Linked DNA regions of Homo sapiens: region 2 is linked to region 1. Evidence: chromatin loops called from intact Hi-C (ENCODE). Cell type or tissue: endothelial cell of umbilical vein. All regions are shown on one strand. Links, peaks and the distances in the headings refer to the core of each region. The heading gives the core; the rest is flanking DNA. Region 1 has its middle 12 kb from the start of MS4A2. Region 2 overlaps LINC02705 (long intergenic non-protein coding RNA 2705).

Region 1 (2,924 bases), core at 247-2,746:
CAGCAATCAGAACTATTTGGTGGACATATTTTCAAAGGAGTAGCTCTCCACTTTGGGTAAAGAAGTGATGCCGGTCGTGGTGGCTCACGCCTGTAATCCCAGCACTTTGGGAGGCCAAGGCGGGTGGATCACGAGGTCAGGAGATCGAGACCATCCTGGCTAACACGGTGAAACCCCGTCTCTACTAAAAAATACAAAAAATTAGCCAGGCGTGGTGGCGGGCGCCTGTAGTCCCAGCTACTCGGGAGGCTGAGGCAGGAGAATGGCATGAACCAGGGAGGCGGAGCTTGCCGTGAGCCGAGATAGCGCCACTGCAGTCCCTCCTGGGCAAAAGAGCAAGACTGCGTCTCAAAAAAAAAAAAAAAAAAAAAAAAAAAGAAGTGTGTGGTGTAGCAGGACACCTGCAACAATAATATTTTTCTAAATCCCTCTGAAAAATGCTAATCAAAGGGTTTTTTTCCTAAAAATTGTCTTAGAAATAAAATTTCCCCTTTGGGAGACCGAGGCTGGCAGATCACGAGGTCAGGAGATAGAGACCACGGTGAAACCCCGTCTCTACTAAAAATACTAAAAATTAGCCGGGCGTGGTGGTGGGCACCTGTAGTCCCAGCTACTTGGGAGGCTGAGGCTGGAGAATCACGTGAACCCGGGAGCTTGCAGTGAGCCGAGATTGCGCCACTGCACTCCATCCTGGGTGACACAGCGAGACTCTGTCTCAAAAAAAATAAAAAATAAAAAAAGAAAGAAAATTTCCCAAATAATTCCCATTATAAGTATATAATAGGTAACAATTCCCGCTATAGACATGAATCTACTTATATAAACAACTAATGAGACAGGGTACCATATTTTTAATTGTAACTTGATTTAGAGTGTTGGGGTAAATCTATATATCCCAGAGTGTGAGGCTCCCTCGTTAGTATCTCTCTGTGTTACATGAGTATTTCCCTCCACTGGAAAACCTCTGTTCACTCTACAAACAGTTAAGTGAGCTGAACTTACATCTCCAAATAGCCTCTATCTGGGAGTTCCAGCATAGGGTTTTGTTGAACAATATTGGGGGTCATGGATTATTAAGATGGTGGATTTTGGAATACAATATACGCAGAAGCAAATTGCAGTAGCTATATTAGGTATTGGCTGTATGATCTTGGCCAATCATTTTATTCTATCTTAGTTTTCTTCTGTTTCTTAAATGGATATATTAAACATAATATTGTGCATGTTCAAAAATCATTTAGCCCGGTTTCTCGAATGATGAATGGAACCTGTTTTTTCATTTATAGACATTGATGTGTAATCCTGAACTTGAAATTAGGAAAAGAGACACTGTCAGCTTCTCAGGAACGTTTGGCAATATTCACCTATCCCTTAACTCCGGTTGGAAAAAGTGGGCTTAAGACCCTGGGTAAGATCAGGGAATGTAATTATTAGTAACCTTCACATAGACTACTTCCAAATAAATTGAACTGTAAAAAACATATATTACAAAATGATGTTATCTTAGTCCCAAAAAGGCAGAGAGGTAGATGGAAAGAGGCTCTAGGGAAAATGCTATCAGATGAGTTTTGGGAAACCTGTAAAAGCATATCAACTTTCTTCATCAGTGAGAAATATCTTAACCCACCATGTCTGCCTATCAGGAAGGAACTGGTTGAAAAACAGTACAAGAGGCTCAATCTGTAAAAAACAGAAGGAAGAGAGAGAGCCAAGATCAATTTTTGGCTCTAACACTAAACAGTGCGTAAAAGGTGCCCAGAGAAAACAGCTCATTTCCTCTTGTTATTTGGTGGCCCTATATAAAATTTTTGGATTGGAATCTGTTTTGTGCTGCTGTAAGGCCTTGTCCTGGGGATAGATTTAGGCTGGGCAGAAGGAGGGCTGGCAATTGGTCTATATGAGAATGTTAAGAGTGGTTTCTTACATGGTATGCTATTGTTCAATGATTTTTTTTTTTTTTTTTTTTTTTTAGAGACAAGTGTCCTAGGATAGACAATGGTGCTGCCATGTTTTGCCATTTGTAAATAAATTGATATTTTATCTAACATGATTCTATGGATATGGCAACAGACCTGAATAAGAGCCGATGCCCTGTTAGATTCCAGACATTTTGCTAAGACACAGAACAGAAAATATGAATTGCTATAAATGCTGTCCTTCAGAAGTTCATGTGCAAAAAGGGAGAGAGGAGAGAAAGATCCACTTAGGCAAATAGAAGATGTTACTAGAACGTACAGAGTTTTTCTGGCATGAGCAGGTACCATGAGAAATCAACAATTAAACTGGAAAATTTGAACTGGAATTCCAAATCCTATACGAGAGTAAGAAAGTGAATAAAGCCGGGCTGGTTGTGGTGGCTCACACCTATAATCCCAGCACTTTGGGAGGCAGAGGTGGGCGTGTAGCAGGACAAACCACAGACAAAACTCCTCCGACACTGAGTTAAAGAAGGAAGGGGTTTATTCGGCCAGGGGCATCAGCAAGACTCCTGTTTCAAGAGCCGAGCTCCCCAAGTGAGCAATTCCTGTCCTTTTTAAGGGCTCACAACTCTAACGGGGTGCGCCTGAGAGGGTCATGATCGATTGAGCAAGCAGCGGGTATGTGACTAGGGGCTGCATGCACCAGTAATTAGATCAAAACAAAACAGGATACGGATTTTCACAGTGCTTTTTTATACAATGTCTGTAATCTACAGATAACATAACTGATTAGGTCAGGGGTCGATCTTTAACTACCAGGCCTAGGGTGTGGCACCGGGCTGTCTGCTTGTGGATTTCATTTCTGCCTTTTAGTTTTTACTTTTTTTTTTTCTTTGGAGGCAGAAATTGGGCATAAGACAATATGAGGGGTGGTCTCCTCATTTATTCCCTCCCTTTGAGACATTCACTCAATAGTGGGAGTTCTCACTTTCATTTTCACTACCC
Region 2 (2,924 bases), core at 145-2,644, 59 kb after region 1:
CAAGTGTTGGTGAGGTTGTAAAGAAGTTGGTACCTTTGCACACTGTTGGTGGAAATGTAAAATGGTGCTGCCGCTCTGGAAAGACATATAATTTTTTTCAAAAACTTAAATAACTCCCATATGATCCAACAATCCCATTTCTGGGTATTAATCCCAAAACAGTAAAATCAGGATCCCCAAGAGATATTAGCACTCCTATGTTCATTTAATCACTATTCATGGTAGCCAAAATATGAAAATGTGGTATATGCCAACCTAATACATAAATAAATAATGCTTTTGCTTTTTTTCTTCCAATAATGAAGAAAGGCCTTTTTAAGGCTTTAGAAAGAAGGAAATTCTGCAATATACTGCAACATAAATGAACCTTGAGGCCATGATGCATACGATAAAAACCAGTCACAGAAAGACAAATATTGCGTGATTCCAATCATACGAGGTATCTAAAATAGTGTGACTCATAGAATCAGAGGCTGAAATGCTGGTTACCAGGATCTGAGGATAGCAAAAGTGGGGAGTTGCTAATCAACAGATATAAAGCTTCAGTCAAGCAAGATGAGTAAGCTCTGGAGATCCTGTGTACACTATTGTACCTATAGTCAACAATAATATCTTGTACACAAAAATGCTTTAGGTTGCTAATCTCATGTTAAATATTCTTACCACAGTAAGATATACTATAGATATAGATATACTATTATTACATATATATACACACGTATATATATAAATATATATATGTATATTTAAAAAGAGTGGCAGATTAGACAAAGTGTCTAAACTGATTTTGTTTGTTTGTTTTAGCCATCCCTACACCTCATAGTATTTTGTTTGTTTTGTTTTGCTTTTGTTTGGCTTAGAAGTATCTTTTAGTCTTTAAAACCAGTTGCTTCTTATTTCACAACAGCCTGCATTTAACTCCCTGAACTTCTCACTCACTGTGGATGCCATTGAGGAAAATGAATGTATATGACCCAGTCATCTTAGCTTGTTGCTCAGAATCCTTGGAAATTATGGTGTAGCTACAGCTGTCAGTTTTCTGTTTTCTCTTCAGCTAGTGTTTCAAATCAAGAGGGAAGTGCTCCCTGGACTCTGAGTCCTTACAACATTTTCCATTGTCCAAGCACACAACATCAGAGTGGTCAGAGAGAAGAGGTTATTTTTTTTTCGGTACGTTATTCCTGGCATGGTTCAAAAGCCCAAATCCTGTAAATTTCAAGAGATAGTCCAATATGTATAAGTCCAATGACTCCAGTTAGCTCCATGGTGAGAATTCACAAGGAAACCTCCTGAATATAAAACCTATTTATATTATTGTATTAGTGCAACAGTACTTACTACAGAAAAAAATGTGCTATAAGTAGAGATACAAATTCTTCTTAAAAAGATATATATTACTTCCACAGCCATCAGAACTGTGCCTGTTCCTGCTGTGGTGGCACTGACTGTATTCATCCCCAGGCTGCCTTGGATCTGAAAAGGAGAGAAAAAGATTTTTGGAAATATACAGTCTCGTGTTCTTTCTGTCTCTGAGAGTCCACAAAATGACATTTAACTCAGTTGATTTGAATTTGGATATCAACTTGGACAGTGCTCCCACTCTGGAAAAAAAAATGTTGGGGGGGAGGAAGCATCTGGTATAGAGGAAGCCTTGATTACATCAGGCTCCAATGCAGGGATTGTATTGCACATGGAATGTCATAGCACAGAGCTAAGTCTATCATTCTTGCCTAAGTGTCACAGGGGAAAAATTTATTAGGATTACATGAGAACATTTCTAGGGAGCCTCTTTAGAGAACCAGCCAGGTTTGATGTGTCTTATCCTTGCAGCTCAGGAAATGTCTCTTGCTAGAACTCTCAGGCTTAACCAAAAGACACTTACCAGACCCTTGGTCGCTTTCCTTCCAGCAGCAAAGCCCCTGTTACAGACTTGTCCACTGACTCTCAAAGACATTAGCTTTCATATCCAGCATTCAGCAGTTCTTCCTAAATGAGGATACAAACCCAGTGTTGATGATGGTTATGCTTCTGTGTACTAATTATTCAATTCATTTATACCTCTATTGTTTTTCCTGGCTGATTTGCTGCTATTTCCACAGTGCTCCAGACGGAAAGAACTGATTAAAGAGAATCAACTCAGAGCTTCCATCGGCACTCCCTTTCCTAAAATAATCTCCTACCTTCTCCCACTCTTTTGTCAATATTATTTACCCAAACAATTGTCCAAGTTTGGTATTTAAAATTAATGCATAGATTTTCAAGAGAAAATGATGAAGTCATTTGCAGATACCTGAAATTAGAAGTAGTAGAACAATGACTAGTACTCACTGAGAAGGATCCCCATAAATGATAGTTCATATTAATTATATGGAGAACTCCAACTGCATAAACAGTTGAAACAAAAAGCGCCATTGTGAGACGCAGGCATCGTGTCATCAGCCCAATCAGGATCTGAGCCTCCTGGAGAGTAAAAAACATCCTGTGAGGAGGTGCATCTTCTCAGGGTGAAGGCCTTTCTAACATCATTGCACATTAATTCCTTCCCCACCTCCGAGACTCCAAACTTGAGATATCTTGCAGGAAGATAAAAATGTATGCATTGTCTGTTCTCTTGTCCAACACAGGATACTGCAATTAATCTTACTATTATTTATTTATATATTTGCCATTACTTTTAATGGCAAAAACCGCAGTGACTTTTGCACCAACCTAATACATAAGTAATGATAACATTTTTGTGTTTTTTTTCCTTCCAATAATGAACAGCTTTATTCAGTCCCTTTTCATTTTGTCAATTTGTAAGGTTTGTTTAGTTCAGAAAGGTTCAGATAGTTTTCTACCATACTCAGTGACCTGGAAAATGTGGATATCTTGAGGAAATCTCAGTCCTGTCTCAGGAAATGATGCTTTTCCCCTAAGCCTGT

What was found. Peaks named below come from ENCODE experiments on the same cell type or tissue, not always from the same donor. Only the 100,000 strongest peaks of a DNase experiment are listed, where the experiment ranks them.
Region 2: it touches region 1 in a loop (5-fold over the local background); 1 of 110 quality-filtered maps calls a loop at or near these places.

Annotation. Positions count from the first base shown.
Region 1 is chr11:60,098,982-60,101,905 of GRCh38, forward strand. No RefSeq gene overlaps it. Among named protein-coding and RNA genes, the nearest start is that of MS4A2, 12 kb to the left of the region's middle. In endothelial cell of umbilical vein, for the core only: no CTCF peak of the experiment used is centred there; DNase peaks (open chromatin) are centred at 1,730 and 2,570; H3K27ac peaks cover 1,859 bases.
Region 2 is chr11:60,158,397-60,161,320 of GRCh38, forward strand. It overlaps LINC02705 (long intergenic non-protein coding RNA 2705), which reads right to left. Exons shown (of 4, transcript XR_950142.1): 2 at 2,329-2,460; 3 at 1,883-1,986; 4 at 845-1,473. Among named protein-coding and RNA genes, the nearest start is that of LINC02705, 4.5 kb to the right of the region's middle. In endothelial cell of umbilical vein, for the core only: no CTCF peak of the experiment used is centred there; DNase peaks (open chromatin) are centred at 1,065 and 1,655; H3K27ac peaks cover 1,799 bases.